Regions from separate parts of the Homo sapiens genome. Here region 2 is linked to region 1. A link is a contact called in ENCODE Hi-C or POLR2A ChIA-PET data. All regions are on one chromosome and are shown on one strand. The core of a region is the stretch at or near the end of the contact, and the rest is flanking DNA. Distances in the headings are between cores, read along the strand shown. Region 1 overlaps LINC01934 (long intergenic non-protein coding RNA 1934). Region 2 has its middle 26 kb from the start of ITGA4.

Region 1 (4,750 bases), core at 770-3,269:
TATTCTATCTTTCTTCTGATTGTTATAACACAAGTGAAACCAAATGCATTCTCTTTATGGAATTTTGTATGACTTGGACTCTGATAAATGTTACTTTATAAAATAAGCAGTAGTTCACGTTTTCAATATGTGCAGAGCTCTAATTTTAGATAGACCCAGCTTAAATATTCTAGACAAGTGGCTTAATCTCTACATGCTTCAGATTTCTTGTCTATAAAATAGATAATAATTTATATTTTATATTTGTGAGGATTTAAGAATACATATAATGTTCTTAATATAAAATAGGCTCAATAAATATTATTTACATAATTTTGATGTTGAAAATAACTATTTCCTATGGCACACATTTACCTATGTAACAAACCTGCACTCCTGCACATATATCCCAGAACTAAAAATAGATAAATAAGTAATGATAAAAGAAAAAAATGCTAAAGTGAATTCTTCACATTGAAAAATGAAACAATGAAATAATATGATTTCATATGAAACCATAGGAAAATATAAAGCTCTCTATAAAAGGTAAATATATATACAAGTATAAGACTGTTATCATAATGATGGTATATAAAACTCTCATAATTCTGCTATAGATTTAGTATAGTGTACTACTAAACTGTACACTTAAAAAGGTATAAAATGTTATATTTGTTTTAGTTCAATTAAAATTTTATAAAATGAAAAAAGAAAACTAATTCATAACATGGATGTATTAATTTATTATTTATTACCAAAATTGCATTTTATAAAGAAAAATAGCAATCTATGTTATAACCAAAGATACTCTGAAAAAAAAATCAGGTTAAAATATGGAAAAATATTTCAAACAAAAATATGTGAAAAAATGAAAAGTACAATAAAAATATCAACATGCGTTTTTATGAAGCTAGACAAGTTTATTTTAAAGTTTATGCAGAAAAATACATACACAAGAATAGGGCCTGGCATGGTGGCTTATGCCTATAATCCCAGCACTTTGCGAGGCCTTGGTGAGAGGACTGCTTGAGCCCAGGAGTTTATGACCAGCCTAGGCAACATTAGTGAGGCCCTGTCTCTACAAAACATTAAAAAAAATAATAATAACCAAGTGTGGTCCCAGTTACTCAGGAGGCTGAGGCAGGAGAATCACTTGAGCCTGGGAGGTCAAGGTTGCAGTGAGCCAGGCAGTGAGCACTCCAGCAGGCTGGGTGACAGAGTGAGGCCCTGTTTCAAAAAAAAAAAAAAAAAAAAAAAAACACTAAAAAGAAAAGCTGTAAGTGGGAACTAGTTATAACAAATGTTAAAACCTAGTATAAATCTTTTATACTTAAATCTTTTTATACTATAAATCTTTTAAACAGTGTGTCACCAGCTCATGATAAAAAGACTGATGAGTGGAACTGAATGGAAATTCTAGAAATAGATCCAGGTACATATTGAACTTGGGTATGTATGTGCATATCTGTACATTTACATCTATTTCCAAGTTCTCTGCCAAACCTGAAAACCCATTTTTGGGGATTTCTCTCCTGCACTGACTTGGTGTTACTGTCCTGGCAGGTGAACCTTGATTTTATTCCATGCTTCTAGTGATAGATTTTACCAGCATTGTTCATTACAACTTTCTGTATTGATGGAAATGTTCTAAAATCCGGGCTGTCCATTAGGGAAGCCACTGTCCATATGTGACTATTGAGCCTTTGAATTAGGCCAATGTGTGACTGAGAAACTTAGTTTTAAATTCTATTTAATTTGAATTAATTTATGTTTAAATAGTCATACAAGGTGTGTGGGGACGCTACTGGATGATCCTGCCCTATACTCTAAGCTCCTCCAGGAGAGGTCCAAGTCTGTTTAGTTCACATCAATGTCTAGTACAGTGCCTGAGGGATGACTAGTCTTTTTATTTCCAATCCGTATTAATTCTATTACATATGTATAGTAGGAGGGCTGGTTGCACCCTGATGTTCAGCTCCAAACCAGAAGATTAAATGCCCCAGTGCTGGATGTAGATGCTTAGAAGAAGCAGAAGCAGCTGCTAAGGGTGGGGCGTGATCAGGGAGGAGAACTGCAGCTTGTAATCGGTATTTCTTGCAAAGGCTTTTCCCTCTGCAAAAGTTCACTCTAATTTACATAAACCTCGGAGTATTGTTTTTAGATAATAGGGAGTAAAAAACAAAAGCAGACATAAATATATTTATCCACCTGCCTCAAGAAAATGATAGCTTTCTTAAAATAGTATTTTCAGCCTTTCTCTGGAGAAATATGTCTTTGAGGAAACATACACTCTCAATGGTTTAAGTAAACACGTCTCAGGAAAGCAGAACATCAGATGGAGGGCTCAACAGCAACAAAAGGAGGAAATCAGAATTTTATAAGAATTTCTGGTAATCTAAAGATTGTTTAAATCAGATCTTCATAGACAATTTTGGGCAAAGTCAAATAAAATGTTAATGCTGGTATAGAGAGAGCAAATGTTCTATGGGGCCATAAATGACTGACTGGACTTTCAGCTTTCCCAGTCCCTCAGCCGAGTAAGGAAAGCTACTCAACTTCTCTGATCATTAGCTCGTTTATCCGCAAAAGAGAATTGTATTGGGTAAGTGTGGTTTGCGGGGATGGAAATGTGGGTCAATGGTCAGCAGAGGTGAATTCCCCTCTACTAGTGTTTCCTGTCACACTATAGCTACCCCAAAGAGGTTGTCGTACAGGGTTAAACAATGTGAGAGCTGGAGAAGGTTCTAGAAATCACCCAATCAAATGAGGAAATCGACTAAAGAGGCAAAGACAAAAGTGATACCAGCAGCAGACTCTAAAAAAAGAACATGGCAAAAGTCACCAGGCTCACACCTGCTCCATGCTCTGGGTCACCATCTTCGAAATCAGGACTCTGCTGAAAGTTCAGAGATGCTAACACTCAAGTGCATATTTCAAGTACAGCTTTCTCACGCTGTGATTTCCATTATTTGTTTTTCTTTAGTTTGTTAAGTGTGTTGCCAGAGTGATGAGATTTCTTTATTCGAGCAAGTGATTACAATCACTTTACATTAAAAAAAAAAAAAGTCTCAACATTATATAGTAGGAAGACCAGCTTTTTGCTCAGTCTTCTACAGTTTTCTCTCTTTCAATGAGGCACTTTGGCGTATCTTAAATTTCAATGAACACAAACAACTTTCAGGGTTTTCTTTCTTTCTTTCTTTCTTTCTTTCTTTCTTTCTTTCTTTCTTTCTTTCTTTCTTTCTTTCTCTCTCTCTCTCTCTCTCTCTCTCTTTCTTTCTTTCTTTCTTTCTTTCTTTCTTTCTTTCTTTCTTTCTTTCTTTCTCTTTCTCTCTCTCTCTTTCGTTCTTTTACTCTGGGTGGCCTCTTTAGCTTCATTGTCTTTTCTCTTCCTGATCATAAGACACAGCATACAGATGTCTGATTGTGACAAAGGACTTGTGAAATTACACATTACAGACAAAGAATAGTTATGTCAGTTATGAAATTTTGTATTTTATAGTACAGTGCAGAAGTGCAATATCAATGTGTAGATCAAATATTTGCTTAAAAGAAAATTCCCTAAAGTCATACAATTTGGAAATTCGTTCAGATTTGAGTATGCTTTTGATTTACTTTACAGCAAGTATAAAATCCATTTTATTTTCTCTCCTGTTTCCTGATTTGGGTACTTAATTTTACATAGGTAAACATCTACAAACCTTTCCTCGTGTCAAGTTAATTTTCTCATATAGAATTTCTTTTTAGCACAGCTACAACTTTATCTAATGAGAAATCATTTTAGGTCTGGTATTCAGATATAATAGAACATAAGAGAAAGACAAAGAACCATAATTTTTGAAATGAGGTAATATAACCTAAATATTATGTGTGTGACATGACAAAGAAAATAATATACAACTGATACTTTACCAAATTTTGGGATATTACCCCATTGTGTCACTCTGGAGACGAACACACAGAACACTCCTAGAAGGCATATGACCTGGGTAGTTTTATCATTATCCATTATTAGAGACTGTAGACCTATAAATATTATTAATGATGTGCTTTCTTTTTCAATGAGTCATCTGCTCTCACTACCCTTTTCTTTAGCTATTATTTCCCCAGTGTTCCTCTTACTTTTTTATTTTTAGGGTCTCTCTCCCTTTCTCACTCACTCATCTCATACCTGTTCCATATTTTATTTATTTATTCATTCATTCATTGTATTCAGAAAGAACTTATATGATGATAAGATTAATATTAATCATAAAGAAAGGAAGATTCTCAGAGAAGACATTCATTCACAGTGCTGAGTTTTTGCCTCTGTTTTTTCTTTTAAGACACTATTTGGACAAATTCCAAAATGAAACCTTCCCTTAACAATAGCTCTTTAAGTGAAGCTATTTTTTAGTTGATTTTCTCCCTTTATAATTTCATGGTTTAGAGCAGTATTTCTGGACACTTAACCTCTCCCTCCTTCTCAACAGGAATCTCTTTCTTTATTGAGAGTAACAAAGCCAGAAGGGAAAGCAGGTGTTCAAAGCTTCAGTGGCCACAACTGGAAAAAAAGAAAGAAAAAAAAACTTCATCCCCAATCTATCTAGAGCATAATCTTTTTAAAAATATGCTTTCCTAAGTATTATACTGTAGGTTTATTCAATTTGCTTAATTGGGAGTGCATACTACCTACAGACTTGCCAGAAAATTTCTGGGACATCCTATTTTTTCTCACTCTTGCTAATGAGAGGGAAGCCCTAGACAGCAAACTCCTATGGCACAGCTCAAG
Region 2 (4,750 bases), core at 949-3,448, 120 kb after region 1:
GATACATAAATGTGTAGTTTATTATTACATGGCACTGTAGCACTTTAAAGGTTAATTTAAGAGACTCCATTCAATGATATTAAGGCAGTAGCCTGGGTAGGTAGGCATCCCTAAAGAGGAGCCATTCTGTTTCCAAAATGAGCTGATGGGCTAAAGCAAGTGTTTTAAAACTTTATTTTTAATAGTAAATAATACATTTTGCATCACAACCCAGTACACATTCACACTCACCCTAACATTTATAGAGTGTTGGAAACTAAATTTCCAATGGAAACTAAAATTTCACAAAACAATACTTACTGGAATTATAGTTGAAGTACTATTATACTACTCTATTCTATTCATACTTTTTCATATGTTGACTATGATCCAGTAAGTTATTTCATGTCCCATAAAAGAGTAGCACCCAGCAGTGTGCAAAGTATTAGAAAGTATGTTATAAAACTGGGATGTAGAATGAGGACCTGTTATTCTCTGATTTATAAGTGGAGGTGGCCCAGAAAACATGAACATTCTTTGATCAGTGTCATCTACAAATTCTTTCATTTTTTGCCTCAAAAGACAAGTTGGAAAGTGTGAGGCAGTACTCAGAAACTTGAAGCTTCTGATTCACTGTAACAAGTAAATGGAAACTTCTGAAATCTAAGTTGAATCACGCAATCTCATTAGTTAAATTTGTTTACAGATAGTAGATAGTAATTGATATTTATTTAGTTCATGACCGTTTGAAACAATAAATTAAGCCTACATTTGGGACAATCTCTTACTTCTGGCCATCTAGCAAAACAGCGACAAAGAAATGGGAACATCTCAGCCTCAATTTTCGTTCTTTTTCTGTCTTGGAAGGGGAAGCTGAGCTCTGCTCTCACCTGAGAATCTGAAGGGAAAAAAGTTACCTTTTTTTACACAAGGGAAAATCCAACATTATAGAATGTAATTGAACAGAAACTAGAATAATCTGTGGACTTCTGCTGGAACTTCTGCCAATTAAAAAAAAAATCTATTCATTTGGATTAAGTCACAACTCTGAGGTAAAATAGTGCCTTTTATCAGACATAATGGTCTGTAAGCTTCTAAAAAATTGACTGACTTAATTAAATGCCTTAGAATGAGCCAAATAGGTAAAACTAAATGCAACAAAATTCAGGATTTAGAAGTCAAGCAAGCCAAAATCATGAAGAAAAGAATCCAAAACCGAGCACACATGCAGGTAGCTTCCTGAGGGTTCTGGCGAATGAGGCGCTACCATGAAAGAAGAGCAGAACATGAAAGTGGGGTAGGAGGGCACCCAAGATGGCTTTAGCCCCTGTATTATTTAGCATAAAAGGCCAAATTGTTATAATGCTATTACGGTAAGTCTTCACAGTGGAGTGGCTTTTAAAATGGCTTTTATTTCTTCCTTACATGTCAATCCAGAGCAAATAGGCAGCCTGCTGTGGTCCATACAGTCATTCTGGGATCAGGTCTTTCCATTTTCTCTCTCCATTATCATCTGGACTGTTGCCCTTAACCCCATGAGGGATGTTTCTAAGGAAATTTTCTTTAAATAGTATTTATTCCAGTTTATGGGAAGAGGAAAGAGCATCAACAAATATACGCCCAATGTTTTAAATCCCAGCATTACCAGAAAAGGGTCCTGATCCAGACCCCAAGAGAGGGTTCTTGGAACTCATGCAAGAGAGATTTTGAAGCAAGTTAAGGAATAAAAGGATGGGTCCTCCATAGGCCGAGCAGCCCCAAGGGCTACTGTTTCTCTATTTTGATGGTCATTTCCAGATTATATGCTAAACAAGGAGTGGATTATTCATGAGTTTTCCAGGAAAGTAGTGGGCAATTCCTCTGAACTGAGGGTTCTTCTCTTTTAGACCATATAGGGTAACTTCCTGACATTGCCATGGCTTTGTAAATTGTCATGGCACTGGTGGGAGTATCTTTTAGCATGCTAATGCATTATAATTAGCATGCAATGAGCAGTGAGGACCACTAGAGGTCCCTTTTATCACCGTCTTGGTTTTGATAGGTTTTGGCTGGCTTCTTTATTGCAATCTGTTTTATCAGCAAGGTCTTTGTGACCTGTATCTTGTGCTAACCTCCTGTCTCATCCTGTGGCTTACAATGCCTAACCTCCTGGGAATGCAGCCCAGTAGGTCTCAGCCTTATTTTACCCAGCCCCTATTCAAGATGGAGTAGCTCTGGTTCGAATGCCTCTGACACTAGGCCTGGAAGAGGTACACATCACTTCCATTTATTTTCCAATGGTGAAAATGAAGTCATGCAGTCATGCTTTTCTGAAAGGATTGACAAGGGGTGGCAGTGCTAGAAAATGTAGTTCCTGGTTTTGTGGTCACATCTTCAGCCCAACCGTATTACTAGAGCAGAAGAGGAGAATGAACTTTGGTGAACAGCCAGCAGTCCCTGCTGCAGCAACTTCTAAGCCTTGTTTAACAGAACAGTTCTGTGTCTGTTGTCCAAATGGAGACTGTGACATATGCAAGATGCAGTGACAATGTATAAAGCATTCTTAAAGGTGCAAATTTTACTGGAACATTTATCATTAGGTCATTGACATAAAGCCTTTTGAAAAATAACCTCTCACATTAATTTTAATCCAATTTTTCTATTAGCTTGGAATGCTTTACATTGCTAATATAAAGCTTCTGGGACTAAGGCCATGGTAAAAATGAATGTCTTTAATCGGTTCCAGATTTTTTAAATCTAACTTCTATTATAAATCTTGCTACTTGAATTTAACATATAGAATAACAGACAAGGTATGATAGACAAGCAATAAGCTTTAAAAACATAACAGAAATTAAGCTGAGTGTCAAAGTCTGATGATATCATCTATACTCAAAATATTCTTGCATATAAAGGAAATTGGTTTGAGTCCTTTACATGTAAAAAAATGCCCAACCCAGACAAAATTGTCTCTTAAATTTATGAATAATCTAGACTTAAATTTTAGTGTCTTAGAAGATGTTTTCTAAGGAAGTTTTCTTTAAATAGAATTTAATGTAAGGAAATATCAGTTTTCGGATAAGTGGAAAACTGTAATTTAAAACCCAATAGTTGGAAGACACCTTAGATTCTAATTTAAAATGTTCATTTCAATCTATGATTTTCTCTAAGAATCAGTACTTTTTTCCTAAATCTTTACAGGTAGCTCTCCCTTATATTGGTAAGAAAAAGTCTCTAATTCCAGCATCTAATGTGGTAGAGTTGCAGATGCCAAAGGTGTCAGCAGAGGGCTCAGATGGGTCTCCAGATAGTATTATTAAGGCACAATTTTCAAATCAAGAATTGCAAATGCATGTTATCACCTGAAACTACTTATTTAATTTTTCTTTAATAATTTTTGTTTTTATTTTAATGACTTTTGAGGTACAGGTGGTTTTTGGTTACATGGATAAATTTTTTAGTGGTAATTTCTGAGATTTTGGAGCACCCATCACTGGAGCAGTGTACGCTATACCCAATAGGTAGTCTTTTATCCCTCACCCCACTCCCAGCCATTGCACTCCACACACTGAGTCCTCAAAGTCCATTATATCATTCTTATGCCTTTGCATCCTCATAGCTTAGCTCCCACTTGTAAGTGAGAACATACAACATTTGGTTTTCCAGTTCTGCCTAAGTTACTTCCCTTAGAATAATGCCCTCCAGCTCCATCCAAGTTGGTGCAAAAGACATTATTTCATTCCTTTTTATGAATGAGTAGTATTCTATGGTATATGTATATATATATGCACATTTTTTTTCTTTATCCACTTGTTGGCTGATAGACACTTAGGTTGGTTTCATATCTTTGAAACTGTGAATTGTGCTGCTATAAACATGCATGTGCATGTGTCTTTTTCATATAATGACTTCTTTTTCCCCTGGATAGATACATTTAGTGGGATTGCTGGATCAAATGGTAGTTCTCTTAGTTCTTTAAGGAATCTCTGTACTGTTTTTCATAGTGGTTGTACTAGTTTACATTCCCACCAATAGTGTGAAAGTGTTCCCTTTTCACCACATCCATGCCAATCTATTGTTTTTGACTTTTTAGTTATGGCCATTCACGCAGTAGTAAGGTGTTATCTCGCTGTGGTTTTAATTTGCCTTTCCCTGGTAATTAGTGATGTTCAGCATTTTTTCATATGTTTGTTGGCTGCTTGTATACTTTCTTTTGAGAATTGTCTATTCATGTCCTTGGCCCACTTTTTGATGGGATTATTTGATTTTTTCTTGCTGATTTGTTTGAATTCCTTGTAGATTCTACATATTATTCCTTTGTAGGATGCATAGTTTGTGAATATTTTCTCCCACTCTGTAGGTTTTCTGTTTACTCTGCTGATTATTTCTTTTGCTATGCAGAAGCTTTTTAGTTTAATTAGGTCCCACTTATTTATTTATTTTTTGTTGCATTGCAAATTCAGTTTTTTAGATTTGTTAACATCCAATAAATTCAGCCCCATCTCTGGGTCTAAATGAGATCAAAGATGTCAATAAGATTTTTGCTATTCAGAGTTTTCATTAGGTCTCCAAATGAGTACCACTACTCTGTATTTTTTGTTTACAAACAACCCATCATCTTCTATTTTAACTGGCATATGAGTTTCTCTTTTAACTTCATAGATTTCATTCATGTAATCCACATATATTTGCTAGTCTACAATGTAAGACTGTTGTAGGTAATGACATTCAGTGATTAGCAAGATCAACTCATGTTTCAATATTTTAGTGGAGGTGACAGAATATAGACAAG

What was found. A loop is a pair of places that touch in the nucleus more often than their neighbours do. ChIA-PET counts read pairs that join two places held with the same protein, here RNA polymerase II (POLR2A). Pooled maps may share reads with other maps.
Region 2: a map with no recorded cell type shows a loop between it and region 1 (3-fold over the local background). The contact joins two enhancer-like sites. A Hi-C loop is called at or near these places in 2 of 37 single-sample maps with no recorded cell type and 6 of 50 pooled maps. POLR2A ChIA-PET finds 5 or more read pairs at or near these places in 8 of 52 experiments (B cell, GM12878, OCI-LY7 and 3 more).

The regions. Positions count from the first base shown.
Region 1 is chr2:181,310,017-181,314,766 of GRCh38, forward strand. The region is part of intron 3 of LINC01934 (long intergenic non-protein coding RNA 1934); the gene reads left to right. Among named protein-coding and RNA genes, the nearest start is that of MIR4437, 6.7 kb to the left of the region's middle. RefSeq lists an enhancer at 2,852-2,901. Within about 2 kb of position 2,020, at least 7 of the 41 ENCODE cell types and tissues checked have a DNase peak (open chromatin) inside an H3K27ac peak, as active enhancers do; they include B cell, where a contact is called at or near this core.
Region 2 is chr2:181,428,638-181,433,387 of GRCh38, forward strand. No RefSeq gene overlaps it. Among named protein-coding and RNA genes, the nearest start is that of ITGA4, 26 kb to the right of the region's middle. Within about 2 kb of position 2,199, at least 3 of the 41 ENCODE cell types and tissues checked have a DNase peak (open chromatin) inside an H3K27ac peak, as active enhancers do; they include B cell, where a contact is called at or near this core.